Regions from separate parts of the Homo sapiens genome. Here region 1 is linked to region 2. Evidence: chromatin contacts called from ENCODE Hi-C or POLR2A ChIA-PET data. All regions are on one chromosome and are shown on one strand. Each heading gives the region's core, a stretch centred on a gene start or an enhancer-like site at or near the end of the contact. The rest is flanking DNA. Distances are from core to core; before and after follow the strand shown. Region 1 overlaps ETS1 (ETS proto-oncogene 1, transcription factor). Region 2 overlaps LINC02098 (long intergenic non-protein coding RNA 2098).

Region 1 (6,027 bases), core at 1,520-4,019, 260 kb before region 2:
AGGCCTTGAGAAAACAGTTCAAAAGTGCAGAAAAACTTTACCTCTTCCAGCCTAAATAAACGGGCTCTACTCCATTTGTTTGCCCAGATTTTTCATTTGCCCATGGAGAAAACTCCTCATCGTACACCTTGCCCAGCCTGGCCTTCTTGGTGATTCTCAGCACCACTCTCCCGATGCCTGTTTTACCCCCCGACCAAGTGCCAAGTGGGCCCCGAGCCGAGGTTTGACCAGGCCAGTTCTGGGTAGGACGTGCAATGGAGCCTGCTGTCGGTAGAGAGTCTCGGGGATTGAGGTTCTTCCCTGCTACAGAAAGAGCTTTTTCTAGAATGAAAATGTTGGAGAAAATGAAAAAAGAAATGTTATCATGCCCCATCATTTTTGCCTCATTTGCTTTTAATTCTGTGAATAGGTGCAGGGAGAAAACACGTGGCTTGCGTGTCTGAAGATGTGGGATTGAATCCTTGTTATATCACTTTACTGGTTTGATAATCTTAGTTAAGTCACTTAAGAAACATTTGTGAGCCTCAGTTTCCTCACCTACATGATAAAGATAATAACTACAAGTGCTTGTTTTGAAAAATCATATGAGAATATTCAAGAAAATGCTTTCTAAAAGATACAGTTCTAGTCAAATAGCAGGAATGATAATTATAGGTGGGAGTTAAGTGAAATTAAAATAAATTGGTTAGCCCAATTCATCAGCATCTGCAAGATCTCAGAGGATGAGGCCTCAAAGGCTATTATGTAAACCAGAATTAGTGGAAGCTGGGATTATAGCAAGATGTAGTTGTCAGATATTCTCCATTGTCTTCCTGGATGGGGTTATCCTATGTCATGTTGGTACCAAAAGCCGTATGATCCTGTCATGAGAATTTTAGTGAAGGCAGGGCAGGAGTTTTCCTCATTCAGAAGTGTAAGATGTGGGAAGAACCAATAGGATGCAATGTGGTTCTCTGCAAAGCCATGGAGACGAAAGAGCCCAACTCATTCTTTCCTCCTGAGTAATGTAGAGACCATGGCTCTGTGTTTTTCAGATAAAGAAGTCACACTGTTCTGGGACATTTAGGAACTATAAAGTATGTCATGTGGTGGGAGTCAGGTGTAATTATCTATGCAGGAAATGCTTTGAAACATGTGAAGTACTTTGTAAATGGCTTGAAATGATCATTTAAGAAGCTTAAATGATTCTTTAATGTACCCTATGGAGGTGGTCCTTGCACACAGGAATCATAATCTCAATAGCTAAAACTTCCTTTTAAATTGCTTGAGTGTCGTTAATTTAGAGGCCCATAAATGACAATTAAAACGCAGCTTGGGTTTTGGCAGATTCCAAACACATAGAAAAGAGTTCTTAGCATAAAATTATACTTTTGCTTTGTGCCATATTGATTCTAAAGTGGAACTCTTAGGACGTTTTTGCAACCAAAAGGCATCTTAGGTGCATTGGATTCATGTAGTTCTGAAGTGTCACGGCAAACATATTTTAGATGCTTATTGCTGCAAAAAGTATTTCCCGTTAGCAGATTGGAGGATGCAGAATAGGTAAGAAATTAGTCTATTCTGTTAGAAAAAAATGCCAGTTTCAGGGGATGTCAATTTCCATTTATATCTCAGAATCTGATTTTTGCGTTTGTTTTTCTTATTTTCTCAGTCGCTTATTTGTACCTGGAGAAATTGCCAGATTCCTTCTTGATGTTTCTGTAAGCATTGGGAAATAAAATCTTTTTTTTTAAGTCTTTATATTTTATAAGATGCTTTTCAGTATAATCAAGTAGCCAATGATTTGTTGAGCACCTACTATGTCTTAAGCTTTGGCATTGTCACACATAGTCCACTTAATCCTCACAGCATGGTGGGTAGAGCATCCTAGAGAATGAAAGCGAGCTTCATCTGAGGGGCTTTGAGACCTGGTTTATGTACCTTCACTTGCCAGGCTGCTAGAGAAAAACACATATTTAAAAGCCTTTCCAGCAGGACACATTCATTCATGTATTTCCTATTTTAGGCCATTTGCCCAATGTTTAGGGTGGGAGATTTGAACTAGTCTAAGGAATGAGCGAGAAAATTTAGCTACAGGACCAAGGGGGCAGTTCTGCTTTCTGGCTGGGATCCTGGAACGGAAGAGCCTCTCTGGGTTTCCCTGAACACCTGGAATTGATTTGGGTTTTGCTCTGACTTCGAAACATTTGCTGAGGTGGAGGATGGTGGAGGAGGTAGGAAAGAAATAAATCCAGTGATTAAAAATAGCTTGTGCATGTCAGGTGCCTGAACGAATTTGGGAACATGCCTGCAATCCCTTTTGTCTGGCAGGTCTGAACTCCGGCGCTGCCGAATTACAACTGCTTTCATTTGTTTTTCCTGCTTCCCTACCATGTAATGGTCAAGGGCTCATTGGAACCATGTGTGAGCCTGGTGAGTCACCAAATCCTCAGGACTTCAGTGGTAATAATGTGTTAAAACTCCTTTTGGGGGATGGGGCAGGAGGTGGATGAAGGGAAGAGGGAGAAGTCTGAGGTCACTTCCTACAGATGTTCAGTGTGCTGAGCCCTCTCTACAGGCTTCTTTCTCAGGCCTGGCTGCAGGACCTGAAACCAGCTTCTCCATGCAATTTGGAGCTGCCTTGCAGGAGACCATCTCTTTTGTCTTAGGGCAGCTTCCCTCTGGGGAGAGGCATCTCCTCTGAGTTGGCACATTGTACCCAAAGAGCGTGCTTTCCCTAGTGACTGTGTGCATTGGCAGCAAACCGAGATACTGTAACTTGAGACTGGCTTGCATTTTTGGTCAGTCAGGTCACTGGAGGGTGAATTGGGGATTTTCTCTGCAGCTTCTTCTCCCTTCTTTGCAGTGGTTTTTACTGGCTGGTGACTTCGAAAGGGTTAGGTATTAAAAGAAGTTCAGAAACCCAGTTGTATGTTTCCTAACTCATATGAGTCTCTTCCAGGTCTCATAGTGTCCTGTTGTTTGGGACAATAATAGACGGTTTGGTTGGGATGGGTGGCCTCAGCATGGGCACTGAGTCATTTATTGCTTCACTCTTGCTGGAGCCAAGAGTCCTGCGTGTCCCCCATTGTGTTGTCACATCATTGGGTTTATGAAAATACAGCCGAGGGGCTGAGGAGGGACACTTCCCTCCCTTCTTTGCATTAACCTTAGCCAGAAGCTTTGTGGATTATAGTACCTCCCTAAGCTGGAAGTCCTGCCTGCCCGGTTTCTAGTGCCTATCACAGGAATCACTTACCACTCCCTTCTACTCTACTTCAACCCTGCCTTTATATGAATGAGAGAGGGCAATAGAGACTGTCTTTCTTTGAGATTCCTTTGCACATTCTTCTGAGATCATTAGCTTTTTTATCAGGAGAATCCTCTTGTAGACCAGTGACCACCCTCCAGGGGTCATCAACTTCAGAAGCAGAGCCGTCAGTGTGGCTGCAGCCATTTCTCTATTTGTGTTGGTCTGAAGGGGTAAAGGCACCTTATCTCCTAAACTGGGACTTGTTGTCGGCAGTTTGGCAATGATATTACCTTTCACACTGCCCTTCTGTGCTGGCCAGAACTCCGAGCCTTTTTATTTGTTTTGTACACTTTAGTTACAGTTGTAAGTTCATGAGGATGTTGACCATTAAGAGGAAATATCACTGCAGCCTTCTGCTTGTAGGAAATGGAAGTCCCTGGAACTGGCTTACCATCTTGATTTGAAATCATCTCTGTGATCCAACATTGGCACTTTCCAGATCATGACAGTGTTGCTTTGAAAGAAGTTCTGTGGTTCAAGTGGGCCAATGCATGAAATATAGACCTAGATTTAAGCATGAGAGAAAGTAACTTGAAGGCTTTTTTTCTTTTTCCTTGAGTTTATTTGCCTCTTATTGAACTTTAACTCTATGATCTCCCTTTATCTAAAAAATATCCTTGTGACAATGAAATATTTGTGGGTGAAATGACTTGTTTTCTGGGATTAGGTGTATAATTCTTCTGCGTGTGTGTATGGGTGTGCATGTGTGTGGAAGATGAAATAAAAACGGGTAGTATTGATAAATTTTGAGTAGAGTTTCTCTCTACTTTTATGTATGTTTGAAAATTGCCAAATAAAAAATGTAAAACTCTATGAGGGATATAGACACCACCTATGAACAGACCTCTTTTCAAAGTGAATTGAGTAAGTGACTTATCCAGTGTGTCTACACTAATGGCGTATGTGAAATCAGAACCTATGGATTTTGATCAACAAGTTATCAACAATGCACGCCCCTCTCTCTCTTTTTTCTTTGTCTTTAGAATCCTATCTTTCAGTTTGGAGAACTGTTCTTTTATCCTCTCCATGTGGACCAGAAGGTTTATTCTTGGTTTACTTTTACTTTAAAAAATATATTTCAGTAAGCCTTTATGTAACAAATTAAACTTCTGTTATATGCAAAGTTACCCATTAGGTTGAGTCAGGGTTGGACAGAGAAGGAAGCCAGGTTTTCACTTAACTCATTTGCTTCATATGGAAGGAAGCCTCAGTTGCCTGAGTGCCAGGAAAAGAAAAGATTATAGTTGATTCTGTAAATGGCTCTTAATTATGTTCTTACGGGGCTAGCTGTATGAAACCCTGGGTTTCTTGGAATAGTTTTAAGTTTTTAATCACTCCTAAAATCTTTCAAAATAAGAAAGGAAAAGTCCCATTTTTTTTTTCTCAGCTCTGAAAAATGTTAGTTTTCCTGGATATCTGATCCATTTCTGTTTGCAGTGGAATAGAGAGAAAGACCCTGAACTTTAAGAGTTAGAAGACTGGCTTCTAGCCCCAGCTGGTCCCTCTTGGCCTTGTGACTTTAGGTCAAGCTCTTGATCTCCCAGGGCCTTGATTTCCTCATCTGTGAAATGGGGACCTTGTGATACCTTTCCAGGCCCCTCCAGTTTTATGTTTAGAGGATATTTTGGAATAGTGTATGTGAAGAGTCTTGGCAAACTGTAAAGCATTTCTCAGGTATAAGGCATATTACTCACTCTTAGTATTTCTTTCATGCTGCTATTGAGTGTGACCATACCCAACACACATGACTGGTATCATAATCTGATGGGGTTGGGCCCAGTTCAATGGTCATGCAAAACTGGGACATGCACCTTGGATTTCTTGTCCTTGGCTGTATCCCTCATCTCCTAACCCTAGGATCCCAGACGCTCCAGTCTTCACATGATCATTGATTGAGAATAGTGAGAGCATAAACTCGTGAGGTCAGTAAGGCCAGATGTCTTGAACTTCTTGCCAAACAAAAGCCACCTAGTGTTTAGATTCTGTGTACCATTGTTGGTAAGAGCCATTCGGTTTCAAAGAACTGAAAAGAGTGGTATGAAAAGACACATGAAACACCCTGGAAGGTTCTTGGAAACTGAACAGCCCTTAACTTTGAGTTACATGTAAGTGAATGGAAACCCTTGTTTTACATTTCACTTGAAACATCTATGAGGTGGTTCAGGGTTAGGCCACAATGAAAAATGAGCAGATGTTTCCCTGCATTCAAAATGCCACTAGCTTATTCTTCTGTAGATTCAGAGAAAGCTACCTGCTCACTTCTGTCTAAATACTGTGCAATCTCCTGCAATGGTTATTTAATCACCAGCTTCTGCACAACTGTCCTTTCAGAGGTCTAGGGGAATTCCTATAAATATTAACTGAAATTTGGGGTCCCAAGGAATAATCAGTGGGCAGGAAATCTAATATAATTGCAATATATTTATGTCCTCATTTTCCAGTGCGTTGTGTTTAGAATCTCCACTGTGTTGGCGTAGTGTTTCTCCAGGCCGGATTCTCAGCATTTTGAAACAAATACGTTATTTGAATTTAAGATATTGTAATTATTAGCACAAAGGAGATTTCAGTATTTTTCCATAAAATATAATTAGTTAATGTCTATGGAGGTAGTGATTAACTTTCAGACACTGATTCTAAAATTAGAAATATTTTGTACCTAATGTAAAAATATTATAATAGGTGATGAAGTAAAGTATTTTAAGAGTAAAGCGATATCTGCTTAGGCTAAGTCATGT
Region 2 (5,508 bases), core at 2,938-5,437:
GAAGGAAAGGGAAAGATGGGGCAAGCCATAATTCCTTTTTCTTTTCGTCCTTCCTTACTTATCAGCAAGCCAAAGATAGAGAGTGTTGGTAGAATGTGCACATATCGAGAAGTACAGTTGAGTTAGTTAAGTGCAGTTTCCACTGTTCTGGAAAGAAACAAAACACATATGAATATCTGAATTGTGGAAGACAAATTGTGTAATTTAAGTAATTCTGCACACAAGTTGAATGGTCTTAGATTTGCATTTAAACTGGTATGCACAATGTAAAGATGAATGGTAACATTTGTGCTAATAATTTACAATTTTAATTTTTTTCTCATAATGACACTTTACCCCTGATTTTTGGACAAGAGACCCTGCATTTTCATTTGGAATTGGGCCCTATAAATTATATAGCTGGATCTGAGGAAGGCAGCCATGATTAGAATTTTGGCAGTGCAGACCTAGCATCAATGTGCTTATCCACAAGAATATCCATTTCCATTCTAGGATCCAATGTGATAAAAATGAGCTAGACTTTAAGAGAAATTTCTCCATCTGTGACCAGACACCTTCCAGGGTACAACCATCACCCTTCTCTTGGAGGGGTGAGAGTGGGGTCAGTTTTCTCCCAATTGGAATTGTTGATTTTTATGTGTGATGAGTCTGCTGCAAGGATGACCTCCTGAGCAGCATGCTAAAAACTGTCGAAAGCAGCAGCTGAACTCTTATGTGCTACCCTCCAATTTGTATGTTTTAGTATCACACTTTCTATTGGTCTAGAACTCTAATTGGTCATAGTAGTACATTTAATTTATACATCCATGTGATCGATGTGCCAGGCATTTTACATATCTTATCTCAATTTAATCTTCTATACATTCTTAAAAGTTGACCTCTGAGTCAATGAAGAGCAGAGGTCTCATAGAAGGCAATTGTGCAGCCATTATTGGAACCCACATTGGAATGATTTTCATAGCTCATTTAGTCCTGACAAGCCCTGCCTCATCTCCCCTCTACTGTAAAGCTGTCCATGCTTGGCTATTTTCCATCAGGTTTTTAGTTGAACATCTTTTGCAAGTTGAAATATTATTTAGAACATTTCCTTTGATTTTAAACATACCCAGTAAAATTTGACATCTTTAGAAAGTTGAATTTTTAAAAGCCTTCTTAATTTATAGCATCTTGATTTAAAATCAAACCTTGTGAAACAACTTAAAGAGCCCATCAGTTTTACTCAGTAACGTTTGCTGAAATAAGCATAAACAAAATGTTTTCCTCTGAAGTACATGAGGGTTAAAAGTTTGTGGTAAAAGAATTCTCAAATGGAACATTGCTTGGGACCATTTTGATTGTGTTGGTGATGCTACTGGTCTTATCTTGGATGAGAGCTGGTATAAAATTGTTTAACTTTTGCTTTGAACTCTTTTAAAACTCCAAGCATAGGTTTTAAAAGAGAAATAGCTAAAGAAAGACAACTCTAAGCAAATTTGATCTTCATCCACATTTGTACACGTCAGCATTGCTAAGATGATCACATGCGTCTTCAGGAATGATGTTTACAGCCTTTGATCTAGCGTGTAAATGAAAGGGTACATTTGCACACAGCCTCCTTAGGGTCCATGATATGAATGTGTGTTTTACCTACAGACTCAGCTACTCAGAGGTCTGGTTCAGGATACTCACCTCAAAACACAAGACACTAGAGCAATGGGAGGGAGGAGAATGGTAAGGATTGGTGGCACATTATACCCTTCAAAGGATACATTTCCATCAACTCTTCAGGAAAAATACCTGGAAACATATGAGCTTTTAGTGTATGATGATTCCTTAGGTATAGGAGTCTATGTGCACATCTTGTGTGCATGGGATCTCTTTGTTTTAGTTTTGCTCCTTTTATTTGTTTATTTTTAGCCAGCTTGTGCAAATGACAATAGCAGAGAAGTTATCATAGTCTAAGGAATCATATGCAGCTGGGTTTCATTCTCAGAACCTCTACTTACTATACTTACTACCTTTTTTCTTCTTTTTTAACTTGAGTACAGTTACCTTACCTCTCCAAAACTCACTTTCATCTATAAATGTAAATAAAAATAATCTGTCTACTCCACAGGCATGTTAAAAGACTACGTGACAACAGTGTCAATTGACTGGCACATGGTAAGTGCTCAATAAATCAATTCATGGTACTTATTATACTGAGGCCTTTCCATGCTGATAACAAGAAAAATGGCATTTTCAGTTAATTTTTTCTTAAATGTAATGAACTATAATAAAATGTAACTTAATGTGCTGAAATCTGCCCAATCTCTTCTGATACCCATGCATTACAGTACTGAAACACAATTGCCAAGCTACTACAACTGTTTTTGCAACACTGTATTTTATTTTAAAATGATAAACATGCTTGGCCAGCCAAAACACATAATTGTGAGTTACTGGATTTATTTTTTCAGTGTAGGATTTCAGTTTATTGGGAAACTAGAAGTTGTCACATTAAAAGTAAATTGTACACAAACAAATATGCAGTAATATAGTTCTGTGATTTCTTTTTTTTTTTTTGTGAGAGAGGAAGAGGAGAGGGTCTTGCTCTGTTGCACGTGCTGGAGTGCAGTGGCATGTTCACGGCTTACTATAACCTCCACCTTCTGGACTCAAGCCGTCCTCCCAGCCTCCTGAGTAGCCGGGACTACAGGCGTATGCCATCACGCCTGGCTAACTTTTGTAGTTTTTTGTAGGGACGGGGGGTTTCCCCATGTTGCCCAGGCTAACTCCAGGGCTCTAGTGATCCACCTGCATTGGCCTTCCAAAGTGCTGGGATTACCGGCATGAGCCACCACACTCGGCCGGTTTGTGGTATCTTGAACTCCTGAATTAAAGATTCATGAATATAAAGGATCCCAAATCTCTGCTTAGGGATTTTTTTTTTTTTTTTTTTTTTTTTTTTTTTGAGACGGAGTCTCGCTCTGTTGCCCAGGCTGGAGTGCAGTGGCGCTGTCTCAGCTCACTGCAAGCTCCGCCTCCCGGGTTCACACCATTCTCCTGTCTCAGCCTCCCAAGTAGCTGAGACTACAGGCACCCACGACCAAGCCCGGCTAATTTTTTGTATTTTTAGTAGAGACGGGGTTTCACTGTGTTAGCCAGGATGGTCTCGATCTCCTGACCTCATGATCCACCAGCCTCGGCCTTCGAAAGTGCTGGAATTACAGGTGTGAGCCACCGCGCCCGCCCAGGGATCTTTGTAACTGACATTAAAACGTAAATACTGATGTTCACATTAAGGAGCGTTTTGGCATATCATCATTACTAATGTATATTTTGCCCTTTGATTTGAAATCAATGAGTTGGAAAAGCATTTGTGTGTCTCACAGGGTATCTATAACAGCATGGATTAACATTTTGGGGTAAAACAAGTATGGAACAGTTTTTATGAGTTCTTTTTTCCTGTTAACTAATATTCACATCAGTGAAAACTTTGAATTCTCATCAATCTGTTTAAATTTTCTTATTATAATTAAGCACAACACATTTTCCCTTTTTTTAATTGACGTATAATAATTTTACAAGGTACATAGTGATGTTTTCATACATATCATGTATAGTGATCAGATCAGGGTAATTAGCATATTTATCATCTCAAACCTTTATTATTTCTTTGTGTTGAGAACATTTTCTTACAAACAGTTTTTCATGAGTTGGGTGGTTTTCTAGGAGAGACACTGAGTTTAGGCAGACCCGAGGAAAGTGAAATGAAAAGATCAGGGGTAGTATCTCTTGATGAGGCTGAAATACAAGCATAGTGAAAATTTAAACACAAGGCATTTTATTTCTTTCGATGATATTATAAAAAGAAAATCATGACTGAGTGATTCATAAATGAATAAACATTATTTTATTCACTTTTTTTTTTCTGTACAAAGTCCTGATTCCTGATTTTCCTATGACCTTATGTTCTTCAGCAGCACTTGTTTTTACAATTAAGAGCTAATTACTATCCTGGACCCCTGGAAACTTGTGAACTTTCCAAAGGTCATTATAACTTAGTATCGGCTAAATGCAGCTCGAGAAGGCCCAAATGAAACAAAACTTAGAAACTGTGTTCTTAATCTTGTTTATCATTAATCTGGAGACAAATGGACTTTATCTAGTTTATACGAAAACTCAGGCACTGGAGTCTGTGCACACACACACGCATGCACGTTCATGGTCAAATGTTTTGCCGAATCAGCTGAATGAAATGATTCATGGGAGGCAAACTTCTCTGTCAGCTACACATCAGATAATTGATGCTATTTATAATAGAAATGAAATAGGAGGCTAAAAACTAACAAAGAAAAGAATTCCTTGGAATTGCCGTTGTTTTCTTTGGAAGAAGGGAAGGAACCAGTGACTCAGTTTGGCAATACATTGATCTCATTAGAACAATGCCAGAGCATGGAGTAAAGCTGAATATATTGCAAATAAGTGTAACATTGAGACATATTTCACAACGGACTGTTTCCTAGCAATCAGATTCAGTATAGGGAAAGGGCTGTGACAAATTCAAACAGGGGAGAAAAGAGACCAAACACAGAATGAATCTCTTCTTCTTCTTCTTTTTTTTTTTTTTCTTTTGAGACAGAGTCTTGCTCTGTCGCCCAGGCTGGAGTGCAGTGGCGTGATCTCGGCTCACTGCAAGCTCCGCCTCTCAGGTTCACGCCATTCTCCTGCCTCAGCCTCCCAAGTAGCTGGGACTACAGGCGCCCGCCACCAGGCCCGGCTAATTTTTTTGTATTTTTAGTAGAGATGGGGAGAATGAATCTCTTCTAATCCCTTTTAACCAAACCCAAGAATCATGCCAATATTAAGAAAATGACAGAATGCTTTCCAGGTTATTAGAAATGTACTGTGAAGATGACATTTTTGTATGACTATGCAATGCAGATTATACAATATTTACTACACAATGTAGCCATAAGACTAAAAGAAAAGTTAACTATGATAATAGGTTTTATACATTAAGCACCTTTTATTGTTTTAAATATCTTATGTAATCTAAGTAAATTAATCCTCACAACAGACTTGAGAGTTTGCAGTATTACTTCTTTTGCAATTGTTGTGTAGGAGGTTTGGAGATGATAAGGATAAAAGGAAAATAATGTAATCTTTAATTCACAACACACCTGAAATGCAAGGGATGTGGTATTCCTTACAAATACCCAGATGACCATAATGAAGACACATGTATCTGAAATAACTTTGGTAGAGGAAAAAGTTGTTTCTTTGTAGATGAAAAATATTTTATAGAGACTTAAATTTTCATCCTGGGTTCATTCATTTCCAAACCTGCTTTTCCATAAAGTCTGTGAAATAGGAGACGTAGGAAGCCTCACGTCTACCGTTCAGTGTGCCTTTTGACCCCTAGTTCTCAATCCAGTGCTGGATGGGTGGGGTGTTCTGAATCAGAACCACCTACAGGAGCTTTTTCAAACCACACAGTCCCCCCATTGGCAGGAGAGATTCCATGCTCTGAGAGGAAGACAGAAC

What was found. A loop is a pair of places that touch in the nucleus more often than their neighbours do. ChIA-PET counts read pairs that join two places held with the same protein, here RNA polymerase II (POLR2A). Pooled maps may share reads with other maps.
Region 1: a loop to region 2 is called in a pooled map, with 2.0 times the contacts of the local background. The contact joins two enhancer-like sites. A Hi-C loop is called at or near these places in 6 of 50 pooled maps. POLR2A ChIA-PET finds 5 or more read pairs at or near these places in 2 of 52 experiments (activated CD4-positive, alpha-beta T cell and activated T-cell).

The regions. Positions count from the first base shown.
Region 1 is chr11:128,493,958-128,499,984 of GRCh38, reverse strand. The region is part of intron 3 of ETS1 (ETS proto-oncogene 1, transcription factor); the gene reads left to right. Among named protein-coding and RNA genes, the nearest start is that of MIR6090, 25 kb to the left of the region's middle. Within about 2 kb of position 2,769, at least 26 of the 41 ENCODE cell types and tissues checked have a DNase peak (open chromatin) inside an H3K27ac peak, as active enhancers do.
Region 2 is chr11:128,239,535-128,245,042 of GRCh38, reverse strand. It overlaps LINC02098 (long intergenic non-protein coding RNA 2098), which reads right to left. Exons shown (of 4, transcript NR_146647.1): 4 at 3,602-3,765. Among named protein-coding and RNA genes, the nearest start is that of LINC02098, 34 kb to the right of the region's middle. Within about 2 kb of position 4,187, at least 2 of the 41 ENCODE cell types and tissues checked have a DNase peak (open chromatin) inside an H3K27ac peak, as active enhancers do.